Linked DNA regions of Homo sapiens: regions 1 and 2 are each linked to region 3. A link is a loop called in an ENCODE intact Hi-C map of the cell type or tissue named here. Cell type or tissue: dorsolateral prefrontal cortex. All regions are shown on one strand.

The links. Hi-C counts contacts between places; a loop is a spot of excess contacts. Peaks named below come from ENCODE experiments on the same cell type or tissue, not always from the same donor. Only the 100,000 strongest peaks of a DNase experiment are listed, where the experiment ranks them.
Region 1: it touches region 3 in a loop (4-fold over the local background); 84 of 110 quality-filtered maps call a loop at or near these places.
Region 2: a loop joins it to region 3, with 10 times the contacts of the local background. A loop is called at or near these places in 66 of 110 quality-filtered maps.

The regions. Positions count from the first base shown.
Region 1 is chr3:128,968,351-128,973,350 of GRCh38, forward strand. CFAP92 (cilia and flagella associated protein 92 (putative)) reads right to left here. Exons shown (of 16, transcript NM_001394090.1): 8 at 2,937-3,083. Among named protein-coding and RNA genes, the nearest start is that of CFAP92, 23 kb to the right of the region's middle. In dorsolateral prefrontal cortex, CTCF peaks have their summits at 2,108 (motif pointing right) and 2,308; a DNase peak (open chromatin) is centred at 2,075.
Region 2 is chr3:129,051,482-129,056,481 of GRCh38, forward strand. It overlaps a transcript of GP9 not described here. Among named protein-coding and RNA genes, the nearest start is that of GP9, 6.8 kb to the right of the region's middle. RefSeq lists an enhancer at 2,294-2,343. In dorsolateral prefrontal cortex, a CTCF peak has its summit at 2,058; a DNase peak (open chromatin) is centred at 2,146.
Region 3 is chr3:129,243,065-129,248,064 of GRCh38, forward strand. No RefSeq gene overlaps it. Among named protein-coding and RNA genes, the nearest start is that of COPG1, 4.0 kb to the right of the region's middle. RefSeq lists a cis regulatory region at 2,558-3,098. In dorsolateral prefrontal cortex, a CTCF peak has its summit at 2,876 (motif pointing left); a DNase peak (open chromatin) is centred at 2,837; H3K4me3 peaks cover 469 bases; H3K27ac peaks cover 739 bases.

The DNA.
Region 1 (5,000 bases), 270 kb before region 3:
TACATACATGATCTATGGCCTAATTTGAAATTGAAGATGATTACCAAAAATAATTATGCTGGGCTTACAGTAAATAATCTTATGCTATTAGTTTCTGGCAAAACCAGACATACAACTGGCCTGCTGAGCTGACCCGTTCTCTGTCGATGACCATAGGCTATGTCATGGGTATAATGGAGCGGCCCACACACATGGCCTCAGGACAGCTGCTGCCTCCACACCTGCACCCCCTGGGTCCCACTGTGCTAGCAGTTTACACACGTCAGCTCCTGTGATCCTTAAAACAACGCTCTGAGGTAGGAGTAATCACCCCCATTTCACAGAGGAGGAAAGTGAGACTCAGAGAAAGTAGGTAACTTGCTGGTAAGTGGCTGAGCCATGATCAAAGTGTTTTGGTCACCAAAGTTCTTACATGTGAACCCCTGCACTGTACAGCATTGTACATGACGGGGCAGGTTATAGAGAGGGGAGGCTAGGTCCAGTGCGGTAGCTCACGCCTGTAATCCCAGCACTTTGGGAGGCTGAGGCAGGTGGATCACTGTCAGGCCTCTGAGCCCAAGCTAAGCCATCATATCCCCAGTGACCTGCATGTATACATCCAGATGGCCTGAAGCAACTGAAGATCCACAAAAGAAGTGAAAATAGCCTTAACTGATGACATTCCACCATTGTGATTTGTTTCTGCCCCACCCTAACTATCAATGTACTTTGTAATCTCCCCCACACTTAAGAAGGTTCTTTATAATCTCCCCCACCCTTAAGAAGGTTTTTTTGTAATTCTCCCCACCCTTGAGAATGTACTTTGTGAGATCCACCCCCTGCCCCCAAAACATTGCTCTTAACTCCACTGCCTATCCCAAAACCTGTAAGAACTAATGATAATCCCACCACCCTTTGCTGACTCTCTTTTCAGACTCAGCCTGCCTGCACCCAGGTGAAATAAACAGCCTTGTTACTTACACAAAGCCTGTTTGGTCTCTTCACACGGACATGTAAGACAATCACGAGGTCAGGAGTTCAAGACCAGCCTGGCCAAAATTGTGAAACCCCATCTCTACAAAAAATACAAAAATTAGCCTGGCATGGTGGCATGCGCCTGTAATCCCAGCTACTCTAGAGGTTGAAGCAGGAGAATTGCTTAAACCTGGGGGGGCAGAGGCTGTAGTGAGCCGAGATCGCGCCACTGCACTCCAGCCTGGGCGACAGAGCAAGACTCCATCTCGAAAAAAAAAAAAGAGAGAGGGGACCATGTCCTGGCTTCATTCTGCTGGAAACAGTCATGCCAGGCAGGCCCAAATGGTTGAACTTCTTTTTCCTCTCACAGTAAAATCCAAAGCGGGGCAGGTCCCATGGTACGCTCCCCCAGGAGGATCATGGGTTCCTCCTTGGGACTGTAGGACGAAGGAAGCAGCTAGCAAAGGCGTTCGCTCAAAGCTACTGTGTGCAATAGGTATGCTGGAGGGTCAGGCTGGAGCGTGGGGTGGGGTAAGACCCTCTGAAAGTTTACTCTCTGTCACTGTTGCCTCTCAAGAGGTTCTGATGCTACGAGAAAGTGAAGGTGATCAGGAAGGACAAGCTGTAGGTGAAGTATCATTTTCAAAAAGTCATTTAAAACTGCAAACTGCCAAATGCGGCAGCTCATGCCTGTAATTCTAGAACTCTGAGAGGCTGAAGCAGGAGGATTACTTGTGACCAGGAGTTTGAGACCAGCCTGGGCAACATAGCAAGACCTTGTCTCTACAGAAAATAAAAAAAATAGCCAGGTGTGGTGGTGTGCACCTGTAGTCTTAGCTATGCGGGTGGCAGAGGCGGGAGGCTTGCTTCAGGCTGGAGTGAGCTATGATCATGTCACTTACACTCCAGCCTGGGTGAGAGAGCAAGACCCTATCTCAAAAAAAAAAAAAGTGCAAACTGAAAAGTTAATAGCACTTTCTCAAACTGAATTGACACCAACCCAAGAGCGCGAGAGGAGGATGACGACTGGCACCTGTGGAACTGAACTGGAGGCTCTGACTTACGGGGTTTTTGCCCCCTTCTCTATGAATGCTGGTTCCAGCTCAGAAAAGACCAACGCACGCGCTTCTGCAGAGTAGCCAGGAGAGGGCGCACAAGACACGTGATGGCAAAAAAACGAACAAAGTCTGAATTTTCTCTAAAAAGAAAAAAAAAGGGGGGGAGTTCACCCCATATTACTCTTTTTTGGAACAAAGCAACATAATTTTACCAAAATATATGCTGAGCTTTCAATCATCAAAACATATTGATATAATATTTAGTTATGATTTACCAGTATGTATAAAGTCCAGTTCATAAATTGTGGTAGATCTTATAAAGCAAAATAATTAAATCCCTGTTTGGCCACTGAGCTGTGTGGGATTAGGAAAGTTACTTAACCTCTTTGAGTTCTTTTCCTCACTGAAAAAAATGGTAACTATGATAACCACCACAGCCACCACCACACCACAGGTTGGCTGAGTGGGTCAGAATTTGGTCTGAGAAGTAAGTGATGTGTCACACGGGAAGTGCCTGCACCCAGAGGGGCTCAGTCAAAAAGGGTTCCCTTTCCTCATTCCCTTTACTAGATGTTTTTGTAAAAATCTGTAGGAAAGCATTTATTAAAAGCAGCATCTTCTTAACAAACACAATGATGACATTTAATATTCCCATAGGCTTCCTTGGATTTTGGAATCAAACAGAGCTGGGTTCAAGTCCAGGCTTCACATTTCCTAGCTGTGTGATCTCAGGCAAGGTAGCTACCCTCTCTGGGCCTTTGTTTCCCCCTGTACTATGAAGCCAATTCCCCTGAGTTTCCTGAGGTGGCTGTGAGGATGAAATGAGGTGGCACGCAGCAGGGTTGTCATTAGGAGCATCCGCTTATGGCCGTTCTGGCCACAAGACAAGCAGGAGCTGCTGGGAACAGGGCAAGCAGTGGGTACCGGCAAGGAGCGGCATGACGGCCAGCTGGATGGAGAAAGCGCTCTGCTTCCTGGGGCCTGTCAGCGTGGGGTCTGCCTCTTCTTCTGCCAGGGGCTTCTTATGTCTCCTCTGGATTTTCCTTCTTCCCTCTGAATCTTTCCCTTTAACTGTGAAATCAAACAAAGGAGATGAGCATTAAGAGGAGACTGTATCTGAGCTGCCATATGTGGACCTGAACATGCTACAGAGATTCAGGAAGGTTCTGGAAGCTCCTAGAAGGCAGGGGTTATTCTTTGTGTGACTGCCTCTTCCCAGCAACCAGAAGTGGTGGCTAAATATAGATGGCAGGCCCGTTGCCAGTTATATGTAGTAATAGGGTGAGGGCCTCTCATTCCCCGCCTCTGCTAACTGAGAACACAGACAGAAGAGAACTAAGGTCATCATGACAATGATGCCATAACACACTCAAGGCTCTCTTCCAGTCAGCTCTTAATGTCAGTGCAGGGTGGACGGTGGGCTTTTTTAAGAGACCCTGCTCTTAAACAAACAAAAGCCCACAGTCTGAGCCTCAGTAACCTCACCTGTTATATGAGGGCAACAGCACCTGCCTTCTAGGACACTGAGAAGAGGAAATTAGCAACGCTACATAAAACACTCAGCTCAGTGCCAAGCTCAGACCAGAAGGAAAAGGAGATGAGAACACATATAAATCTACGGTCATCAAGACAAGACCAATGGGACAGACGAGAAAGCCCAGGAACAGACCCAAACACATAGGGGAACCTAACAGATGCCAGAAGTGGCATTTCAAATCAGTGGATAAGTTATATTGATTATCCATATGGGAGCAAATTAAGTTATTGAATTACTTCACGGCATATACAAAATGAATTCCAGACTAAAAGTATAAAACAAAAACTTTAAAATCATCAGAAGAATATCTAGGAGACTATACTGACATCTGGATGAAGGATTTCTTTCTTTTTTTTTTTTGAGACGGAGTTTCACTCTGTTGCCCAGGCTGGAGTGCAATGGCACGATCGAGGCTCATTGCAACCTCTGCCTCCTGGGTTCAAGTGATTCTCCTGCCTTAGACTCCTGAGTAGCTGGGACCACAGGCGCGTGCTACCACGCCCAGCTAATTTTTGTATTTTTAATAGAGATGAGGTTTCACCATGTTGGCCAGGCTGGTCTCGAACTCCTGACCTCAGGTGATCCATCTGCCTTGGCCTCCCAAAGTGCTAGGATTACAGGTGTAAGCCACCGCACCTGGCCTCTTTTTTCTTTTTTTTAAGAGGTGATGTTTCGCCCGAGTGTGGTAACTCACTCCTGTAAACCTGGCACTTTGGGAGGCTGAGGCAAGTGGATCGCCTGAGGTCAGGATTTTGATACTAGCCTGGCCAACATGGTGAAACCCCATCTTTACTAAAAATAAAAAATTAGCCAGGTGTGGTGGCGGGCATCTGTAATCCCAGCTACTTGGGAGGCTGAGGCAGGAGAATCACTTGAACCTGGGAGGCAGAGGTAGCAGTGAGCCCAGATCGCGCCATTGTACTCCAGCCTGGGCTACAAGAGCGAAACTCAGTCCTTGAAAAAAAAAAAAAAAAGATAGAGAGATGATGTTTCACTATGTTGCCAAAGCTGGCTATGAACTCTGGGCTCAAGTGATCATCCCCTCAGTCTTGCAAGTAGCTTGGACTACAGGCGTGCACCAGCATACCCAGCTGAGGAAGGATTTCTTAAACATTCGTGAAAGTATAAACTAGAGAGGAATAGTTAAATAATTGGTGTACAAAACAAGATAACATAAATCAAGTCAAACGATAAGTTATATACCCCTGTCTGTGAGGATTACCATGCATATAACTGGCAATGTACAATTATCCAGATGTAAACACAAAGCTGGCAGATCAGTAAGACAATTTTTTTTAAACTAACAGAAAAATAAGCAAAGATATGAATAGGAAAATCACAGAAGAGTGTGACCAAATAAGCCTATGCAATGCTGCTCAGCCTCACCAGGAGTCAGGAACTAAACCATGCCCGTGCAGACCGGGGAGAACAGCAATCCTCAGGACTGCAAG
Region 2 (5,000 bases), 190 kb before region 3:
CACACCTGTAGTCCCAGCTGGCTGAGACGCTGAGGCATGAGAATCACTTGAACCCAGAACACAGAGGCTGCAGTAAGCGAAAATCCCACCACTGCACTCCAGCCTGGGTGACAGAGTGAGACTCTGCCTCAAAAAAAAAAAAAAAAAAAGGTTCCTGTAACTTGAGGGTCCTAGGGACTACTAGTTACTAGTAACTAATTAATCCCTTGATTGATGCCTCTCCGTAAAGGTTAGAGCTTTATTTTCTGATAGAAGCCTTGCAGTTACTTGAATTTGAAAATTTCCTGTTAAGATATATGCACAAAGTCTCCTCCTTCAAGATGGGAAGCCTACATGTGAGCCCAGGAGTTCAAGATTACAGTGAGCCATGATTGCACCACTGCACTCCAGTGTGGGCAACAGAGCAAAACCTTGTCTCTTAAAAAAAAATCGTAAAGGCTCATTAACACTTTTCCCTTTGAAAGTGAGCTAGATAGACTTTATGACTCACCAATAAACAGAGTGTGGCAGAGTTGCTGGTGCAGCTTCTGAGACCAGGTCATAAGAGGCCTGGCAGCTCCCTCCTTGCTCTCCATCAGATCCCTTGCTTGGGGGAAAGATAGCTGCCCTGTGCAGAGAGCCACACGGAGAGTCACCGAAGTCTCCTGTCAATGGCCAGCAAGGAACTGAGGCCTCCTGCCAACAGCCACGACTCACATCTCAAAAGCGTCTCCTCCAGCCCAGGCCAAGTCCTCTGATGCTGGTCTCACTGGGCTGAGATCTTGACTGCAACAGCCAGAACCACCCAGCTAAGCCACTCCCAAGTTCTTGACCCACAGAAACAAGTGAGATAATAAGTAAATAAATGTCATTGTTGAGCTGGGCATGGTAGCTCACACCTGTAATTCTAGTGCTTTGAGAGGCTAAGGCAGAAAGATCACTTGAGCTCAGGAGTTTGAGAACAGCTCAACCTTCGGAGACCCCATCTCCAACAACAATAACAACAACAAATTAGCTGGCTGTGGCAGTGCATGCCTGTGATCCCAGCTACCTAGGAGGCTGAGGTGGGAGGATCTCTTAAGCCCAAGGGTTCCAGGCTGCAGTGAGCTAGGATCTCACCACTGCACTCCAACCTGGGTGACAGAGTGAGACCATGTCTCTAAAAAATTTAAAATAAATAAATAATTAAAATTAAAAATGCTATTGTTTGAAGCTGCTAGTTTTGGGGGATGGTTTGTCATGGAGCAGTAATAACAAATTTCCTAACAGAGACTCATGCTCCATCAGAGCATAGGGGCTACGCACATATGTCTGTGGCAGATTCTCGCAGTCCTCCACGCTACCCACTGAGCTGTCACAGGGAGCGCTGTGGCAGGCTTGTATGTTTACCAGTAACCATTGGAGCCCTGACAATAATCACTAGCAGGTTGGAAGGAGTACAAGGGTTCCCAGGCATGGAGCCAGCTGAAGGGGCACTCGTGGATGCAGAGATACAGGGGTCAGGGGAGTGCATACTTTTTCAGGCCCTGGGGTGGGGGTGAGGGGATAGGGTGCAGGGGCCCAGATAGTCAAAAGGCAAGGAGGTGCTGGGAGGGGCACCGCTTGTGGCCCAGGCTCCAAGTCCCCCATGCATGCCTACAGTCCCATCAGACTTCCCTTACAAAATACAAATTTAAAGATAAAATTGTTATGAATTTCAAGACAGCAGCCACAGAGCTTACAACCCCAGGCACAGGGCCCTTCTGAGCAGGGAGTCCCCTGCAGCTACCCCAGCCCCATGCCCACAAAGCCAGGCCTAGATGCATAGAGAGGCGGAGAGGGGCAGTCATCCTACAAGGTTTCAAAAAATAGGAGAATCGAACATTTATGCATAGACTTCACATCTTCCACTCTCCTTTAGCCTTTTTTCTATAAGAGCTTCTTTGGGATTGTTCAGATGGCCTGCAACACATTAAAAATGTTTTCTGGGAAATTCTAACTAATGTCCTCTCTCTCAACTTCTGGCAAAAAAAAGAAAATCATTCCATTGACCTTAATTTGCTCTCCCCACGGCAAAAAATGTCCTGTAATTTCACACTGTTTCCACTGGGTGGCAAATGCTGTCCCTGAGAGGAAAAATGAATGGTAAACGGTTCCAAAGCGCCTCCAAGCATGAGCTCCGGGAGTCCAAGTTTAACTTCTCCGAATGAACCCCTGCCCCCTCACGGCCCCTGCCGTGGGTATTTGCCACATCTTCCCATCATCTGTGCTATTACCTGTGTTAAAACACACACACACACACACACACACACACACACACACACACACACACACACGTATACATTTAGAAGAAGAGAAGCCTTTATTTCCTGTAAAAGGTGCCAGCCTACAAGGTGGCCATCTGCAGGCTGGGAAGTGTGCCAATGGCCGAGCACTTTGAAAGAGGAGGGGTTGGGGCAGGAGCTTTATGCTGACCTGTCTGGCTAAACATACATATTCAACTGGCTACAGGAGGAGCTATGAATATTCATAAAGGCACTGTGCCTCCTATCTGTAATCCTAGCATTTTGGGAGGCTGAGGCAGGAGGATTGTTTGAGCCCAGGAGCTAGAGACCAGTCTGAGCAACATAGTGAGATTCCATCTCTACCAAAAATACAAAATTAGCTGGGGTAATGGTACGTGCCAGTGGTCCCAGCTACTTAGGAGGCTGAGGTGGGAGGATCACTTGAACCCAGGAGGTTGAGGCTGCAGTGAGCCAAGATTGAGTCACTGTACTCCAGCCTGGGTGAGAGAGCCTGTCACAAAAACAAAGAAAAAAATAGTCATGGCCGGGCGCAGTGGCTCACTCCTGTAATCCCAGCACTTTGGGAGGAAGAGGTGGGCAGATCACAAGGTCAGGAGTTCAAGACCAACCTGGCCAACATGGTGAAACCCCATCTACTAAAAATACAAAAATTAGCTGGGTGTGGTGGCACGCGCCTGTAGTCCCAGCTACTTGGGAGGCTGAAACAGAAGAATCGCTTGAACCCGGGAGGCAGAGGTTGCAGTGAGCCAAGATCACGTCACTGCACTCCAGCCTGGCAACAGAACAAGACTCCGTCTCAAAACAAAAAAAAAGAGTAGTCATTAAGGTGTTCCTAACACATTCATATTGAACAAACACTTAGGTGTTCCTAACAAATTCATATATGACCCATGTTTGCTCTGGGGTGGAGACTGAACATATAAACATATTACAGTTAGGCCCTATATGTCAAAAGGCTTTTCAGGACACAAAGGCACTCTGTGCGCAACCTCTGTAAACAGGCTGGGGTGGACCATGGTCAGTGGTCTTCTTATCTGGAGAAAGTTATTGAAATCAGTCTCTTGCAGTTATGGCTGGTGGAACAGGAGTTGGGGGTCAGTTAGTCACATCTGGTGGAACTGCAAATTGTTTCAGTATTGCTTATCTCAAGGCCAGTGTTTGTTTAGCTGCTAGAGAAAAAGAAAAGCCTTGTGGCAGTGAGAACAGGTTCATTCTTTAAGTGTGGGGTGACTGACTTAACCCTTGCCTGGCATGGCCTTAGGTTCTGTTTATAATTTAGCGTCTTATTTGCCACAAAGAGTCGGTCATGTCAGTCTTACTATCTCTATTTTGTCTATCTCTATTTTAACAGTAATGCTGGTCAGTTGTTGTGTCTGAAGCACAAAAAGGAGGAGGTATAACGAGGCTTCTGACCTCCTGTCCTGTCGTGGCTGGAAGCTCAGTTTTAAAGTTTTTCTGGGGTCCCCTTGGCCATAAAGGGGTCCATTCAGTTTGGCAGGGGCTTATAATTTTATTTTTAGTTTACACTTAATATTTTTCTTAGAATCAGTTCTCTTTTTAAATGTATATAAATGTATTTTAAGAAAGAAAGTTTGTATGCTCGAATTTAATTGAGAAACCAGTCTCACCTGTCATACACACAAACTAACATCACAATAAGTTCATAGCAAATAAAGCATCATCATTCATTTCTGACCAGATACAGCCACTGAGCTGAAGGGCCAGACAGCAAGGCTGAGAGGCAGGTCGAAGTCCCATGGTTAGGGCTTTCAGCTGGGGAGGGGTATCTTTGTGCCAAGCTAGACTGTGTTTAATCCTTTTAATCACAAGAGACAAAAATCCTCAGACACGAGAAGGTACGTCAAAGGGTGTGAGGGCCCCCTTTCTTTTCTTTCTTTCTTTCTTTTTTTTTTTTTTAAGACAGAGTCTTGCTCTGTTGCCCAGGCTGGAGTGCAATGGTACAATCTCGGCTCACTGCAACCTGCGCCTCCCAGGTTCAAGCGATTCTCCTGCCTCAGTCTCCCGAGTAGCTGGGATTACAGGCGCGTGACACCACGCCCAGCTAAATTTTGTATTTTTAGTAGAGAGACAGTTTCATCATGTTGGCCAGGCTGGTCTTGAACTCCTGGCCTCAAGTGATCCGCCCACCTCGGCCTCCCAAAGTGCTGGGATTACAGGCGTGAGCCATCACGCCTGGCTGTCAGGCCCCCCTTTCTTCCCTGACAGTGTGCCAGTGGCCCCTGCCCATGATGACTTCCACAGTGCCTGCTGTGGCCAGACCCCCAGCAAAGCACCTGTCAGGCTTATCTCACTCTTTCCTCACAGCAGTCTGGGAGGTGGGGTCTTTGATTTTCCCCATTCTGCAGATGAGGAAACTGAGGCAGAGATAGGCTAAGACTATTGCCCAAGGTCACAGAGCAAGTAAGTAGCAAAACCAGGTTTCAGAGCAAGGCAGGCTGCTCCACAGGCTGGCTCAGAACAGCCGGGGTGACGGAGACCTGCATCTGCAAAGATCCAGCAAGCAGAGGCTCTGTTCCAAGGGGGTCCAACAGTGGCAGACAGGGTTACCCATTTCCTGTTGGTTGCACACAGGCTAAAAATGCTACCTAATAATCACTGCCTCTTAATCCCCTCTGCTTCCCATGAGAAGGAAAAATTGTCTTGGGGGATATTGAAAGATCCCAGCCTCCAAAGTAAGTTTACCTAAGCAGTTTGCCTCATAATACGATTACCAAA
Region 3 (5,000 bases):
GCATTTTTTTAGTAATAAAAAAACTAGAAACCATGTAAATGCTCAGCAAGAAGAAAATTGGTAAGAACATTGTGGTATATTCACCCTAGAATATTATATAGTAGTGAAAAAGATAATGGTGATTACATCAAGTCCTAGAATACTACCTATGGTATGATACCATTTTTATAAAGCTCAAAAACTACTAAACTCATTGTTTAAGCGTGTCTATATATGTATTTTTTTTTTCAAAAGGGAGGGAGACAATATGTTAAAATTTCAAGATGGTAGAGTTACTCTGGGGTGGGCAGGGCATGATGGCATAGGGGAGAAGCTCTGGTTATTGGTAACGTTCCGGATTGGCATTTGGGAGGTGAGTTCGTGGGTGTTCATGGCATCATTATGGTCTAAAACTTACACATGTTGACATATATTCCTTCGTTTGAATGAAGCATAAATAAAAAATGTACAAAGGAAAAAAGAAATGGCTGATTTTCTGCTTGTTACTTTGCTGCATGTTCCTAAAGCTCCCTCCCTCCAAAATATATGTTTTTTTCCTGATAAGAGAAAAATGAAATATATTAAGTAATCTCTTTTTTTTTTTTGAGACGGAGTCTCGCTATGTCACCTAGGCTGGAGTGCAATGGCGTGATCTTGGCTTACTGCAACTTCCGCCTCCCAGGTTCTAGCAATTCTCCTGCCTCAGCCTCCTGAGTAGCTGAGACTATAGGCGTGCACCACCATGGCCAGTTAATTTTTGTATTTTTAGTAGAGACAGGGTTTCACTATGTTGGCCAGGCTGGTCTCGAACTCCTGACTGCAGGTGACTTCTTGCCTCGGCCTCTCAAAGTGCTGGGATGACAGGCGTGAGCCACTGCACCTGGCCTATATTAAGTAATCTTGGAAATGCCTCTTGCTAAATTCAGGAATCATTACCAGTAGAATTGTGTTAGCATGCTCAGAGAAATGGTGTAATAGGTTGGGCTTGGTGGCTCATGCCTGTAATCCCAACACTTTGGGAGGCTGAGGGGGGAGGATCACGTGAGCCCAGGAGTTTGATACCAGCCTGGGCAACATGGTGAGACCCTGTCTCTATTTTATTATTTTTATTTATTTATTTATTTATTTTTTTGAGACGGAGTTTCTCTCTCGTCACCCAGGCTGGAGTGCAATGGCACAATCTCCACTCACTGCAACCTCTACCACCCGGGTTCAAGCGATTCTCCTGCCTCAGCCTCCCGAGTAGCTGAGATCACAGACGCTCACCACCATGCCTGGCTAATTTTTGTATTTTTAGTAGAGACAGGGTTTTACCATGTTGGCCAGGCTGGTCTCAAACTCCTGACCTCATGTGATCCACCTGCCTCAGCTCCCCAAAGTGCTGGGATACAGGTGTGAGCCACCGTGCCCGGCCCGTCTCCATTGTTTTTTTTTTTTTTTTTGAGACAGAGTCTCACTCTGTCGCCCAGGTTGGAGTGCAGTGGTGCGATCTCCACTCACTGCAACCTCCGCCTCCTGGGTTGAAGTGATTCTCCGGTCTCAGCCTCCCGAGTAGCTGGGATTATAGGCGTGCACCACCATGCCTAGCTAATTTTTGTATTTTTAGTAGAGATGGGGTTTCACCATGTTGGTCAGCCTGGTCTCGAACTCCTAACCTCAGGTGATCCGTCTGCCCTGGTCTCCCGAAGTGCTGGGATTACAGGCATGAGCCACTGCACCCAGGCCCCTGTCTCTATTTTTAAAAATAAATAAATAAGGCTGGGAGTGGTGGCTGACGCCTGTAATCCCAGCACTATCCGAGTCAGAGGTGGGCAGATCACAAGGTCAAGAGGTCAAGACCCCTGGCCAACCAACATGGTGAAACCCTGTCTCTACTAAAAATACAAAAATTAGCTGGGTGTAGTGGTGCACGCCTGTAGTCCCAGCTACTCAGGAGGCTGAGGCAGGAGAATCGCTTGAACCCAGGAAGGCACGGGTTGCAGTGAACTGAGATCGTGGCACTGCACTCCAGCCCGGGCGACAGAGCGAGACTCCGTCTCAAAAATAAATAAATAAAACATAATAAAAATAAATAAATACATACATACATAAAAAGGGTAAAAAGAAAAATGGCATAAGGAAAACATGTTTATGAAGCTGATGGGACACCCCGGGTTGTCTAATAACCGTGTGTCCAGGTCAAACCTTGATTTTACCCCGAGCTCTCCTTTTAGTTGATGGCTTGTGATTCAGGGTAAGTAGCAGTCTGTGGAAACCCAGGAAACTGGTTTGATTCCCAGCTGTGTCATTCAGTTGGCATGTGTCCTTCATCAATGTACATAATGTCTGAGATTCAGGTTTGTGCCAGTGAAGTCAGCATGATGTTTACTTTGAACTTTCATTAGGTGGGCTCAGGATAAAATACATGAAGTGCTTCTCGCCTGGTGAGTCCTTGATAAACGCTAGCACTTGTATTGTGGTCCTCCTGCCCCAATAATGATCACACCTTAGCACAATGTTGCCCTTCACAGTTTGCAAAGGCGGGGGCGCTTATATTCATGATCTCATCCTAAAAAAGTCTAATTTTTGTTAACAACAGCTCATATGTATAGAGTACTTGCTATTTTTACAAGTATTATGTAACAGTGGGTGCTCAACAAATGCCGAATGAGTGAGGGCATAGTTTCAAAAGTGGGCGTGGGTGGACAAGAAAACAGGTGACTTACTGGAAAACTCATTTTATGAGGCTGGAAGCTGCCTCTAAAGCAAGGGTAGTCCTGAGTCTCCCTGTTATATTGAAGGGAGTTAGTCCCCGGACTCTGAAACTGCCCTGGGTCACCCTAGTGGACAGACAGGGCCTGGCATGGGGGCTTCAAGCCTCTTCCAGCTGTGCCGTCGCTAAAAAACTAGAGGTAAAATTAAAGAGTTGGTGCCACCTAGAGGGCAAGAGAGTGCATCTCAGAAGAGGGCTGCGGAAATCCTTAGAATATGGAAGGTGGTGGTGGTTATAAAGAATCATAAAAATAATCTCTATTGGCCTGGCATGGTGGCTCATGCCTGTAATCCCAACACTTTGGGAGGCCGAGGCGGGAGGATCACTTGAGGTCAGGAGTTCAAGACCAGCCTGGCCAACATGGTGAAACCCCGTCTCCACCAAAAATACAAAAATTAGCTGAGTCTGGTGGCACACGCCTGTAGTCCCAGCTACTAGGGAGGCTGAGGCATGAGAATCGCTTGAACCTGGGAGGCAGAGGTTGCAGTGAGCTGAGATTGCACCACTGCACTCCAGCCTGGGTGACAGAGCTACACTCTGTCTAAAAAAAAAAAAAAAAAGAAGAAGGGGTCTAGACTTAAATAACTCATACAACTCTAAATAAAAAGATAAAATAATTTTAAAACGAGCAAGGGATATGAACAGCTATTTTTTCAAAGAAGATGTACAAATGACCAATAAGCACATGAAAAGATGCTCAACATCAGTAGCCATCAGGAAAGTGCAAATTGAAACCTCTTCACACCCACTAGCATGGCTATAATCAAAAAGACAGTAACAAGTGTTGACAAGGATATGAAGAAATTGAAACCCCCATACACTGCTGGTGGGAATGTAAAATGGTGCAGCTGCTTTGGAAAAGCAGTTAGACAGTTCTCAAAAAGTTAAACATAGTTACCATATGACCTAGTAATACCACTCTTAGGTATAGACCCAAGAGAAGTTAAAACATAGGGTTGCACAAAAGCTTGTACATTAATGTTCACAGCATTCACAGCTTTGTTCACAAGAGCTAGACTGGAAACAAGCCAAATGTCCATCAACTGATTAACAAACAAAATATAGTAAATCCATAAAATGGAATATTATCCAGCTACAAAAGGAATGAAGTACTGATTCATGCTATAACATGTCTTGAAAACATGCTAAATGAAAGAAGCAAAACACACAAAAGACTACATAGCATATGATTCTGTTTATATGAAATATCCAGAACATGCAAATCTATAGACAGAAAGTAGATTAGTGGTTGCCAGGGGCTGGGCAGATGGGCAAATGGAAAGTGACTGCTAATGAATAGCTTTCTTTTTGGGATGATGAAAATGTTCTCCAATTAGTGCGGACAGGTACATAAACTTTTTTTAATATACTAAAACCCACTGAATTGTACACCTATTTATATATGCATGTGTGTGTGTGTGTGTGTGTGTGTGTATATATATATATATGTATATACACTTTTTTTTTTTGAGACAGAGTCTCGCCCGTCACCCAGGCTGGAGTGCAATGGCACGATCTTGGCTCAGGGCAACCTCCACCTCCTGAGCAATTCTCCTGCCTCAGCCTCCCGAGTAGCTGGGATTACAGGCATCTGCCACCATGCCCAGTGAATTTTTATATTTTTAGTAGAGACGGGGTTTCACCATGTTGGTCAGGTTGGTCTCAAACTCTTGACCTCAGGTGATTCACCCTCCTCAGCCTCCCAAGTGCTGGAGGCGTGAGCCACCTCGCCTGGCCACCCCTATGTATTTTTTGAGACAGGGTCTTGCTCTGTTGCCCACGCTGGAAGTACAGAGGCATGATCATGGCTCACTGCAGCCTTGACCTCCCAGGCTTAAGCAATCCTCCCATCTCAGACTCCTGGAGTAGCTGAGACAAGATAAAAATCAGTTTAGTCCTCAGATGTACCATAACTTCCTTAATCATCCCTTTATTGATAGACATTTAGGGTGTTTACAATTATTTTGCTGCAAACTGCTGCAGCAGGCAACTTCATTTTCTTTTTTCTTTTTTTTGAGACAGTTTCGCTTTTGTTGCCCAGACTCCAGGCTGGAGTGCAACGGCGTGATCTCAGCTCACTGCAGCCTCCGCCTCCCAGGTTCAAACGATTCTCCTGCCTCAGCCTCCCGAGTAGCTGGGATTACAGGTATGCACCACCACGCCAGGCTAATTTTTTTTTTTTTTGTATTTAGTAGAGATGGGGTTTCACCATGTTGGTCAGGCTGCTCTCAAACTCCTGACCTCAGGTGATCCACCTGCCTCAGCCTTC